2 separate regions of the Homo sapiens genome follow, and region 2 is linked to region 1. Evidence: read pairs that join two places in POLR2A ChIA-PET (ENCODE). Cell type or tissue: PC-3. All regions are shown on one strand. Links, peaks and the distances in the headings refer to the core of each region. The heading gives the core; the rest is flanking DNA. Region 1 overlaps LINC00841 (long intergenic non-protein coding RNA 841). Region 2 overlaps LINC00840 (long intergenic non-protein coding RNA 840).

Evidence for each region. ChIA-PET counts read pairs that join two places held together with the same protein. Peaks named below come from ENCODE experiments on the same cell type or tissue, not always from the same donor. Only the 100,000 strongest peaks of a DNase experiment are listed, where the experiment ranks them.
Region 2: POLR2A ChIA-PET joins it to region 1 with 5 read pairs; 2 of 35 experiments call an interaction of 5 or more read pairs at or near these places.

Annotation. Positions count from the first base shown.
Region 1 is chr10:43,928,447-43,934,784 of GRCh38, forward strand. The region is part of intron 2 of LINC00841 (long intergenic non-protein coding RNA 841); the gene reads left to right. Among named protein-coding and RNA genes, the nearest start is that of LINC02659, 19 kb to the left of the region's middle. In PC-3, for the core only: no CTCF peak of the experiment used is centred there; a DNase peak (open chromatin) is centred at 3,025; H3K27ac peaks cover 1,109 bases.
Region 2 is chr10:43,865,156-43,871,493 of GRCh38, forward strand. LINC00840 (long intergenic non-protein coding RNA 840) reads left to right here. Exons shown (of 5, transcript NR_038268.1): 3 at 2,002-2,184. Among named protein-coding and RNA genes, the nearest start is that of LINC00840, 8.9 kb to the left of the region's middle. RefSeq lists a silencer at 2,006-2,300. In PC-3, for the core only: no CTCF peak of the experiment used is centred there; a DNase peak (open chromatin) is centred at 2,706; H3K27ac peaks cover 1,235 bases.

The DNA of each region.
Region 1 (6,338 bases), core at 2,028-4,527:
CACAAAGTCACGTGGCCTCTCTAAATCTCATCATTCTTGCTCATGAAGTGGGAATAATAACATTACCCACCTCACAAGGTTATTGCAATGGCTTCCACAGTGTCTGGTCTGGATGACAGTTCCACAGATATGCCAGGGGTGGGAATGTGTGATACCGACGCTCCCACAGGCCTGTCCTGGAGTCCCAGCCTGGGAGGCGCTTGGATCTGAAGCAGAATGAATGGCATCTTTGCCCACTGTTTGCTGGACCATCCTCCAGACGGACCCTCATATGCTATTTTTGGATATAACTTGTCATCACATTGGCCACACTTTCCTTCAACATGAGGATGCCAGGCTCTGAAGTGAAGCTGTGCCCATGACTCCTGGGCCCCTGCCCTCCTCTGAGCTCATTGGTAGAGTTAAGGCTCATTTCCTTCATAGATCTTTGTGCACTGATAACACTGGACTGACGAGACTATGAGAATAGAGGAATGAGGTCTTGCGTTTCTTTGGCATCTTTCCTCAGAGGCTAGAGCACTGTGGACATTCACCATCCCCTTCAGGGCTCCATTGTGAGCTTCAGGGATCGGGTGAAGGAGCTTACTCTTTCCTGCTTTCCAGTCCCATTGCCAGCAGGTGATTTTGAATCAAATAGTGGGACAGCAAACAGAAAAATGATTCTAAAAGAAAACCATGTCAGAGGGCTCTAGATACTCCTAAACATATAGTTTAAAATATAAGAAGAGTAAAATGAGACCACAGCCTGTGTAGCGGAAAGCCAGGGTGGACAGACTCTCCAGAATTGTTCTGCAGTGCCCCGGGGGCTCTGGGCTCCGTGCTCCTTGGTCCTGTCCCACAGGGACATGTCATGGCATCCAGCTGAGGTTCGTAGGCATAGAGGCAGCACCAGTGTCACTGGAGCCACAATCCTGGAGTGCACATCACAGACCCAGGGCTGGCTTCATGAGTCTGCGCTTAGAAAAACCCTGGGCTTGGCTTAGCACTCTGCTGTCACAGTCTTGAAATTCTTCAAAATTTTTGAACAACGGGCCCTACATTTTAATTTTTTACTGGGTCCTACACAGTATGTAGCCAGTCCTGCTCATTTTCAGCCCAGGCCTATCAGAGTCTCCAGAGGAGGCCCCCGGTGTGCATCCATGGAAAGGAGCCAGGCAGATGACCCAGCTGCTGGCCAGTCTTGGTAAAGGAACCCCTGGCACAGACTCAGGGTGGAGACTCCTTTCAGCCACCAAGTCTTACTGAGGGATCCTGGGGCTTTCCTGCGGGCACTTGCTGCTCTGTGAGAACTCAGGGTAAGCAAGAAAGCAGATGCTAAGACACCCCCGTCTCTTCTGAGAGTCCACGTTGTAGCCTTGAGTCAGCAGGCCACTCTGTGACTTGGTTGGCCTTAGTTTCCAAACATTCTGCAGCTCTTTATAATTTCCTGATGATTTTGAAAAATGCAACCTTCTAGTGATTCTGACAATGTGTAAAGCATGGCACCTTTGATAGAGATATTTGGACATGGAAAGAGCCCATGGTCTCTTCCTTTAGAGACTGTGGAGCCCGGTGGGGAGAGTGTGGAGCCATGAGGGGATGGTGAGTGTCCACCGGGCTCTAGCCTCTGAGGGAAGATGCAGAAGAAATGCAAGACCTCATTCCTCTATTCTCATAGTCTTGTGAGTCTAGCGTTATCGATGCACAGAGACCTCTGAAGTGAGCTCAGAGGAGGGCAGGGGCCGAGGAATCATTGGCACAGTTTTGCTTCAGAGTCCAGCATCCTCATGTTCTCTGACATGACTGTGTGTCCAATAAGGTCAAGGCAGGTGGTGCACCTGGGAGGGGTAAGCACAGGGTTACCTAGGGGGAGATGGGTGGTGCTTCAGCTGGCTGGGTGCTTGGCAGGGGAGGGTTAAAGTGAGTATCAGAGATGGGTAGAATTTAGATGCAGGAGTACGGGCCATAGCTGAGGAAGTGGGATTTGCTGAGGCCTGGAGGAGGTGCTTCTGAGCAAGTCCCATGTATAGGGTTTGCAGGAAAGTTGGGGGGAAGGGGCGGAGAAAGGTCCAGAGACTGCATCCTGGGGAGGGGCTGGCTCTAGACTAAGAAGGGGTCTGAGGGGAAGCTACTGAAAGACAGAGAAGTGGCACGATTGGATGCATGCCATGGCTGCAGAGTGGAGAGTGGACTCCATGTTGGGAGGGAATGAGGAGATGTGAGGAGGCTGGGGGAAGTAGATACCGGGGTTTCAGAAGATCAGTGTTTGCAATTTATCTGTGAGGTGGTTTGATCCTGGGCAGTGGCAGGAGAGTGACAACTGACACAGAGTTCCACATGTTTGGAACCAGGCTTTAGAGGCCGAGGTTAGGGAAGGGTGACAGAGCAGGGGAGGAAGAGTGGTGGCCAGTTTCCTGCTTGGGGCTGTGTGGAGGACCTGGCCATCTGAGGTCAGCATCCTTCCAGGAGAGCAGGCTTTCAGGTAGGGGAAAAAGCATGAGTCCTATGTTAAAGAGGCTGAGTCTGCCATCCCTGTGAGACATCCCTGAGTGTCCCACAGGCGATGCGGTAGCTCAGAGAGGGGGTCTGCATTGTGGAAGCAGTCAGCCTGCAGGTATGCATTGCACCTGGGCTGCTGGTGCATCTGCCCAGGGAGAGCAGAGGGGTGGGAGAGGGAGGCCAGGCCAGCTCCCAAAGGAGCACCACTCTGCAGATGGGCCACGAAGGAAAGTCCAGGAGTTTTCGGCACTGCCTAAGCTTCCACAAAAGCTTCCAGTTCTCTCTTTTTAGGAATGTTTGTGGATGTCTTTCTGTGCTCTTGTCTCCTCTTGGCTGGGCCTACCTATCTCAAAAGTCTAAACTGATCCCAGTGCCTTCTGGAAAGGGGGACACTGGACTCAATGGTCCTGGACACAGTCTTCTTAGCACACGAATTTTCCCAAATGTGAAGTAATTTGAGCAAAGACAAATAGTCAGGATCACTGCACTCACAGTTAGAAGCACGCCTCACACATAGTAGTCACCCAATAAATATTTGTTGAGGGAATGAATATACACTTAGCAATTTTAGACATTTCCAGGCAAAACGGACTCATCCTTGAATACAATCTGGGCAATCAGTTCCTTCCTCAGGGGCTGAGAATAGCTGTTGTGGCCCCAGTCATCAGAATTTCCTGTATGGGGGATATGTTTCTCAGAGGGGCTCAGTTTTCCCCTGGATAATCACTAGGGCCCTAGGGACAGACATGGCTGCCTTGAATGGCAGCACAGGAGGGAGAACAAGCAACACTCACCCTTCTGTGTGGCCAATAGGGTGCCTGGAATGCACTCCAGCTCCAGTATAGAGAAGGAAGCCAGGGAACTGACCTGACCCAGACAGATGTATCTGAAGCAAGGGTGTTTTTATTTTTTTCTAATCCTTTTTATTGTGGTAAAATACACGTAAAATTTGCAGTTTAGTGGCACCAAGTACATTTGCATTTTTCTGTAGCCATCACCACCATCCATCCCCAGAACGCTTTTCATATGCAAAAATGAAACTGTACACATCAAACAACTCTCCACTTCTCCCTTTTCCCCTGAGTTCCTGGTACACACCACCCTACTTATGTCTCTCTGATCTTGACGACTATAGGTACCTCATATAAGAGGAATCACATACTATCTATCTTTTTGTGATGATGAGCTTATTTTACTGAGCATAAAGTCCTTAAGGTTCATCCATGTTGTATCATCTGTCAGAATTTCCTTCCTTTTTAAGGCTGAGTAATATTCCATTGTGTGTATAGATAGCAGTTTCCTTATCCATTCATCCATTGATAGACATCTGGCTGGCTTCCTCATTTTAGCAATTGTGAATAATGCTGCTATGAACATGGTGTGCAAATATCTCTTGGAGACCCTGCTTTCAATTCTTTTAAATATACACTCAGAAGTGGGATTTCTAGATCATAAGATAATTGTATTTTTAAATTTTTTTAGAAACTGACATATTATTTTACACAGTAGCTGCATCATTTTACATTCCCATCAACAGTGCACATGGGTTCCAATTTATCCACACCCTTGCTAAGGGTTACTTTTCATTAAAAAATATATATGTATATAAAATAGTAGCCCTCTTAATGGTGTGAGGTGGTATCTTGTTTTGATTTGCATTTGATGATTAGTAACGTTGAGCATCTTTTCATGTGCTTATTAGCTATCTGTGCATTTTCTTTGGAGAAATATTTTCTGAAGTCCTTTGCCCATTTTTGAATTGAGTTGTTAGTTTTTTGTTGTTGAGTTTTAGAATTTCTATATACATTCTGGATATTAATCTCTTATGAAATAAGTGATTTGCAAATATATTCTCCCATTCTGTGAGTTGTTTTTACTCTGCCAATAGTGTCTTCTGATGCACAAAAATTTTAAATGTTCATGAAGTTCAATTTATCCATTTTTTCTTTTGTTGCCTATTCTTAATCAAATCAATAACTACATTAAATGTAAATGAGTTACATACCTCAATATAAAAGAAGACATTATCAGATGCAACCCATTTATAATGTAAATTTAAAAGAAGTAAGGCCACGTGTGGTGGCTAAAGCCTGGAATCCCAGCTACTTCAGTGGCCAAGACATGAGAATTGGTTGTGCCACTGTCCTGTAGCCAGGGTGACAGAGTGAGACCCTGTCTCAAAAAAAAAAAAAAAAAAAAAGTAAGACTGAGCATATGCGGCCTAAGTAAAACTCATTTTAAATACAAAGATATAAATAAATGAAAAGTATAAGAATTAAAAAAAACTATTCTAACTCTAATCAAAAGAAACCTGGAGTGGCTATTTTAAATACAAGGCAAAGTAGATTTCAGAGCAACAATTTCTACCAGGAATGAAGAAGGTCATTTGGAGGTCATTTCAAAATAACAAAGGCATTAATTTATCAACATGACGTAACAATTCTAAATTTTATGCATGTAATAAGAACTTCACAATAAATGAAGCAAAACCTGGGAGAACTTGAAGGAGAAATAGACAGATCCATAGGTATAATCAGAGATTTAACTAGCCCTTTCTCCATAACTTATATGCTATATAACAGAAAATCAATAATAATGTAGAAACTTTGAACAACAGTCAGCCAGCTAGAATGAATTGACACCTCTGACAACAGCAGAATACATATTCTTTTCAAGCGCACTCAAGACATTTACCATATTATACCATATTCTTGCCATGAATTGGAGGCCTTATTGATACAGAATGTTTGGGCTCCTGGCTAAACCCCACCCTTAAGCCTGGAACTGTAGCCCTAAGTGAAAACAGCTGACCTTGTTTTTAATGCCCAAATGTTGCCTTTTTGGTCTATCACTCCCCTATTCTGTATTGCTCTGCCACAAAAAGACATCAGCTGGCAGAGCAATACAAGCTGCTGAGTGGCAAGCACAGAAGCAGCAAGGGAGCTTCTGAGACTAAGGATAGACACGGCTAACGTCAGATGGTGTGGCTTCAGGGAAAGATCACCTTCTTTCCGCACCATCCCCTTTCCAATTCCCCATCCCACAAGGAGCCACCTTTATCACCTAATAAAATCCTCTGCATACACTACCCTTCAGTCTGTTTGTGTGACCTGATTCTTCCTGGATGCCAGGCAAGAACCTGGGTGCTCAGAGGGCAGGGACTTGGACACTGCTGCAGGGCCCACACAACCTGCTCCTGACAGAGAGGAGTGACCGGCTGGCTCTAGCATTCATTCCCTCTGGTTCCTGCACTTGCTTGCTCATGTGCTCCCTCTCTCAAGGAGTGGCCAACAGCTGGCTGAGTGAAACAAGCCACTCCAGTTCCTGCCCACAAAGGGGCTCAAGGGAACTATCCTGTCTCACTAGCTCCAAATATAGTCACACTGGGGGTTAAGGCTTCAACATATAAATTTGCGGAGGAGGATAAAATTCAATCCATAACATTTGCAAAATCTCTATAAACTTAAAAGCATTTTACAAAGTATGTTCTCTGACTCCAATATATTAAATTAGAAATCAATTTTTGAAAACCTCTGGAAAATTCTCAAATATTTGAAAACTGAGTAAAACAGTTCAACATAAACCATGAGCAAAAATGAAAACTACATTAAAATGAACTTCTAAAGTGTTTTGAACTACCTGAAAAAGAAAATAGTACATATCAATATTTGTGGTAAGCAGCTAAAGCAGTTCCTAGGGGAAAGTTATAGCACTATAATTCTATTATAGAAAAGAATGTCTCAAATCAATGACAACAGCATCTACCTTAAATTAGGGATGGCAGAACAAGTTAAACACAAGTTAAATAAAAGAAAGAAAATAATAAAGATCAGAATAGGAATCAATGAAATCTATAACAG
Region 2 (6,338 bases), core at 1,396-3,895, 64 kb before region 1:
GGAAACTTTTAGTTATTAGCTAAATTATGAAGACCTAATAATGCATGGCATTATATCCTTGAAATTTGCTAATAGATTTCAAGTATTCTTATAAAAATGTGATGGATATGGTGATTAGCTTGTTCCTGGTAATCTCACAATGCATATATCAAAACATGACCTTGTACACCTTAAATACTCAATTTTTATTTGTTAGTTATACTTCAATAAAGCTCGGAAAACACACACACGCATATTCACACACATAAAGAGTAGCAGCCAAAACAGATAACTGAAGAATTCCCTTGGCAGCCTGCGCTGAGCCCCGGGGCTGTTCGTGCTCCCAGCCCTCTTTCTATCCTCACATGGTGTGGTCCTGAGCTGCTTCTCCTCTGCCCTCCTCCTCTGTCTCCATCCCTTTCCATTTGGCTCCTACTCCTACACACGAGTGGAAACTGTGCACTCCAAACCCAGGGGACTGCAGGAACCTTGTCCTGCATCTCCCCCTAAACCCATGGTGGGAACAGTCTCTCTGCCCTTCTCTGCAGGGGCTCCATTCCTCATCCATCCTTTTCTCCGTCTCTCCTGGTCACTCCTGCTGTCCACTGTCCTTTCCTCCTGGGCTCTGTGTTTCCACAGCCCCTCTGTGCATTCCGCACATGTCCTCTGAGTGGACTCTGCAGTCCCTGCCGGCCCCACACCGACTTGCCCTGTGTCCTGAGCACAGGTCTGCAGGTAACAGTGACTGATGGGTGTCTCCACATTGTGATATTCTGCTGGAACCTGAAACAGCTGCCCTTGACAACAGCTCAGCACAGAATCCCTGGCCATCCAGCTATGACAGGGACATGGATCCTGCTTCTTCTTCCCGCCAGTCTCTTAGTTGTCTATGCCTTCACCCTGTAGTGGCCCATTCAGCCACTAAGTCCAGCTGCTCTCCTTTCCGTGTCTGTGGAGTCACCCCTTAATTCAGTTCCTGCGAGCTCAGTGGCCATGATTTGATCATTCCTGTCAATTCCTGGACTACTCCAGCCTTGTCCTACACTGCCTTATTTCTTACAAAATGGCAGTATAAACATGGAGAATGGAATTCCTAGCTTTGTTTCTCTCCTTTTAAGCCACCATGATCTTCTCTGAGCACAGCTCCAATCCTACTTCTCACATATTCAAAAGGGTTAACATTTCCTCGCTCACCCCAATTGTTTTCACATGCAACCCAATGTCCCTACAGTCTGTCGCCTATTGACTTTTCAGCATTTTCGGGATGATCTCTTAGTACAGCCCTTGGAGTTCTCTTGTTGTCTCTCTTTTCCAGGGTCTCAGCAGCTTTTGTCATTGCTAACGGTTTCTTCCTCCTGACACACCATCTTGGCCTCCAGGTCCCATTCTCTCCTGGTTCCCCTGCGCACTGCTCATGGCTATTGTCTATGGGGGGCAATTGTGGCTCGGTCCTAGCTGTCACTCTTTCTCATGTGGAGCTCTCCTCTGGCCACCTCATTCAGGAGCTTGGCTTCGTGAGCTCCTGTGTGCAGCTGACATAGAAATCTCCTTCTAGAACTTTCTTCACAGCTCCAGAAACACACAGACAATCACCTTCCTGAAGCTCCCATGTAGATGGCACCTGCGTCTTGACATAATAAAAACAGAACCTGAATCTGGAGCCCTAAGTCACACCTTGTTCCCGTGCTCCTCCTGTTAGGATATTGCCTTGGAGACAGCAAACCCTCATCTACCCCAAATGCAGTCTGTCCCCGCTGATTCTGCCTGTCAGGTGTTCTCAGACACATTCACCTTTATCCACAGCCAGCGTCTCAGTTGGAGCTGCAGCAGCTCTCTCGAGACTGCATGGTGGAAATGGCCAGGATGCCTCTCTGCACTGGTCCTGTAACTTGCAAGCCTCCCCCTGCACTGCATCTGGCCGGCATGGCCTTTTTCAAAGCTTCACTGTGCTGCTGTCCTGCCTAAAATCCTTCAGTGGCTCTACATGCTTCACATCCTTTTTTTTTTTTCATTTTTTTGCAGAACAATGACTAGATCTTTACCTGGTCCACAGCCCTCCCCAGTCTGGCTGCAACCTCTCATGAGGCTGAGCTCACCATGAACCCCTGCTCTAGGCGTCTGCATAGTGTTCTGTTTGTCCCCGTGACTGTCCACCTCTTCTTTGGCCTGTTGGCATGCGCTTATCCTCCAGACCTCAGTCCAAAGGTGAGCTCCTCACAGAAGCTTTGCCGGCGTCCCCAGGGGCTGGGGCGGGGGCAAGGGCAGGGGCAGGGGCAGGGGCATGTTCTTTCCTTTGAGGCACCTCCCACAGTGTTCATTTGCATGACTTGTGTGATTATTTGGTGGATGAAAGTTTTCCGAGTGCTTGTGGGGGTCATGCCTCTTTCTCCTGAACCACTAGTTGAGAGAATACCCTTCCCTTCTTCCAGCACAGCTTTGACATCACATAGGCACCATTTGGTGGTCTTCACAAGTCACTGGGCTTTGATAAACACCCTTCACCATAAGGAAAATGAGTCGGATGACTTAAGGATCACCCCAAATCAGGCATAAAATCTGGATTCTTCTGGTCGCAGGCCAGCAGGTCTTGGTGCCTTCGGATCCTTAGAGTGTCCTAATTTGGCTACAGTTTTCTGTCTGCAGAAAGGCTCCCAAAGGGAAGACGCCAGGCTGGAACGAGAGTGACTCATCCCGGGCCCTCATTGTGCCTGATTCACCCAGAGGAAGCTTTGTGTGGACACAGCTACCCTCTGGAGATATTTCAGGCCTTTGGGAACAGAGTAGGGTTCCTGCCTTTGTAACGAGCAAGTTCTTGGCTCCCTTCCGCCCTGTTTGCCACCTTCCCTCTATTTCTGTGGTTTCCTTATTTGCCAGTTCCTGGGCCTGGTGGACCCCACCACGACTTCTTTTTGTGAGTCCGTTCTGTCCTGCATCCCTACCACAGCTGTACCTGGCCCCAGACTCCCTCCTCCTAGCTGGCGGGCGGGTGGGCAGGGTTCCTCCCCTAACCCATCAGGGCCTCATCTCTGGAGGCAATTACTGCCTGGCCTGTGAAAATATATAAGGAGACTTGAAGAGGTATCATGTTACATCCTTCATATTTTGCCAGCAATAAATCTAGCTCTTTCCTCTTGGGTGGACTCTCAACTCTAAATTAAGAGTCTATTTCTAAGGAGGAAGATTTCATAGGCCCCGAGGTTCTGTATGGCCTGCTCACATTTCAAGGGTTGACCTAAAAGCTGGAGGCTTTCAGAATCGCAGGAAGTCATGCCCAGAGATCTGTGGCTTTAGGATCCATGTCCCACTCACAGCCCTCCTGCTTCTCCTGTACTTCCCGCCAGCTCGGACCTCAGGACCTCTCTGGTTTCCACCCTGTGCTCTGGCCTTGGCTGTCCGACCTCACCCAAGCCTGGATTCTGCTTTTCTCTTCAAATCTTCCATAATCTTTCCTGGGAACACATCGCAGGCCTAGCAGGGCTTGCTGAGGGAGCAGCTTCCTCGGCTGCCTTGAAATCTGCATTTTTATCTCTTCCTGGTGAGTCTTATGCCCAGTAAGATTCAAAAATGTTTTTCTACATGCTAAGTTTTGGGGATCTGAGCTCCATTCCCCAAAGCCCTGGCTTTAGCTTGCTTCTTATTTCAAACTCTATCCTTGTGGGTGGTTCCCCATTACCTATCTGCAAAATAGTCCTAAATGCAGCCTGGGAGTAGCCCACCTCTGCCCCTCTGCCACAAGCCTCCTCCCAGGTAGCCCTGCTGGCCTGGCCTGGAGAGTCCTGCCTTGCTGGCCACCCCTTGGTGGCTTGGTGTTGCTGGAGAGGAATTTTTTAGGTAGCTCATAAAAAGAGATGTTGTCTGGAGTGTGCCTAAAGTCCTAATGAGAAGACAGAGACAGCATATGGCTGACATGGAGCTGTGGGGGGAGGCGTCAGAGGTAGGCGTCCGGCAGAGGGAAGAGGCAGTGGGCCAAGGGGGTGGCTCAGAGCAGACAGGGCAGGCTGGCAAGTGTGGTTGGTGTGGTCTGGTGTCCTTGTCCCAGAGTCAGAGCCTGGCACCCCGGCAAGGCGGCACCTTAGGGCCCTGTCTGGCCAGAGTTGACCTGTCCACACCTGCCCCCACCCGGTCTCCTCCATGGCTTCAGGCTAGAAGGAAGCAGAGTTACATCTCAGGCCCTGGAGGGGCTGTCTGGCTGGAATGAGACAGATAGGCTGTGGGGGTGGATGCTCAGCGGCATCCCCTCCCTGTTCTGTTCATCGAGTCAGGGGACCTGCAGCTGAGGATGCCCTTAGGTAGGCCAGGCAGAGACTCCAGTCCCTGACCAGCCATTCTTGTGCCTCTCCTTGGACATTAGCCAGCTCAGAGCCCTGGGTTTGAGGGGAGGTCTCCTGGGAGCTTGTTCTCCTTGGAGGAGGCCCCATTGTGAGCCTCTCTCCTCATGGACCACAGAGCCTGGGTGGTGGCTCTGGTGGAGAGTACCAATTCAAGGGGCCAGGAAGTAGCATGTGTTGGAGCCTTCCCATTTGAGGACACAGAGTCACCCTATTTTGTTTGTTTCATGGATGGAGTGTCTGGAGACCCAGCATTTCAGAGCACAGGGCACAGACCTCTCCCTGAGTCAGGTGGAGCCCGGGACAGCGCTCCTGGGATGACAGGTGCAGAGTGCAGAAGCCCACCCGGAGCCACAGTGGCTGAGGAAACTGGGTTTTGTACAGGCACAGCTCCAGAATGGCTTTCTGGTGTGTGTGGGAGGAGGAGGTGAAGGAGTGGGGGGCTCACTTTGGCTCACCTCTGCAGGAGGCTCAGCTGGCTCCTGGCTGGTATTACTGGGACACAGGCAAGGAGCACTGCCATCAATTACTGTGCTTGCTCAGCCACCTTCTACTCTCTGTAAGGACAAGGCCCTTGGTGATCACACTCGGATGGGCATCAGACTCACCCAGGAGCTCTGAGAAATCCCTGGGCCCGGGTCCCACCCACTTCAAGGAACCTGGGGCTCTATGGTCCTTATGATCCTCCCAGGTGACTTGGACATACATCAAAGTCTGAGAACCACTGGCTGGACGACACAGAGTGTGTGGGGACAGGATGGTTCTTGTGCGGATAGAATTGCTATCAGGCTAGCTGGAGGAGCCATGGACTCCAGTCTCTGTAAGGCCTGACCCAGAATTTTCCACCCCGGCTGCCTCTTAAAATCAGCTGAGGAGTTCAAAGAATAAAGATGCCTGACCCCTCCCCAGATATTCTGCTTTCATTGGTCTGTGGTGGGGCCAGGCCTCAGTACTGCTGAATCTCTCTAGGTCTTTTTAATGCGCCGTCCTGGATCATGAAAACTCTACACCCACATGGACACTCATTTTTATGTTGGTTTTAGACTGTCTTTGCTCACAGGGGATGCTTGGAAAGGCTACTCCATAGATTGCTAAGCCCACATTTTGAGACTGAGAACCAGAAATCTTGGGGATGGTGACCATGCTCCACCCACATGCATTGGAGGAAGGGTCTGTCATGGTTGGAATAGGATGTTTCTTACCTATTGGATTTTACTTTCAGGTCAATGCCATTGTACACACACACACACACACACACACACACACACACACACACGCGCCAGACAGCGAGGCCAATTTGCATAAAGGGACTAACTTCTACAGAGCCTTGTCAAAGGGCTGAGAACATGCACCTGCCTCAGGGGGAGGGTGGTGGGTGGGTGGGGTGGCTTGACTCATTTTGTTTTTGTCACCCTCTTACTTGAGGGGTGACTGCCTCCCCAGGTCTATGCCTGGGGAAGATGCAGTTGGGAGCCACGGTCACAGAGAGCTGCTGTTGTCAGAAACAATCCTCAGGCCTCTGCAAACTGTTATTGTGCATGTTCATTCCCAAGGGCTCAGCCTCTGAGGAGTCGTAGGAGAACAAAGGCAGCAGTGCTTGCCATGTGAGGCAAACGTGCTTCTAGACCACAGAGGATGGGCGCTCCGCGGGGGCTGCCTGGAGCTGCCAACTGCCCGGCCCCGCTGGAGACTTGGGGCTCTGCACATGTGGCTGGCCTGCCCTGACCTGCCCCTGGGGCCACGCCCTCAGCATTTCCACTCAAGTGGACTCCCTTCCTTTACTGGTCTCAGAGTTGAGAGGAGAGTGCAAGGCTGACCGGAGAGCAGGAGGACAACATCCCAAGGTCACCTAGTGCCAGGGAGGGCTGTGCCTCAGGGCAGGGTGGACACAGAGCCCTACATCGGCCAAGCCCGCAGAGGGATGCCCATGGGCGAAGTTCTTCTCACATGGCCTTATCTTTTCACACACAGGTCCTGTGGGGACATCGCGATTTCCATAAATGACAGCTCAGGAGGATGGGAGAGTAGAGT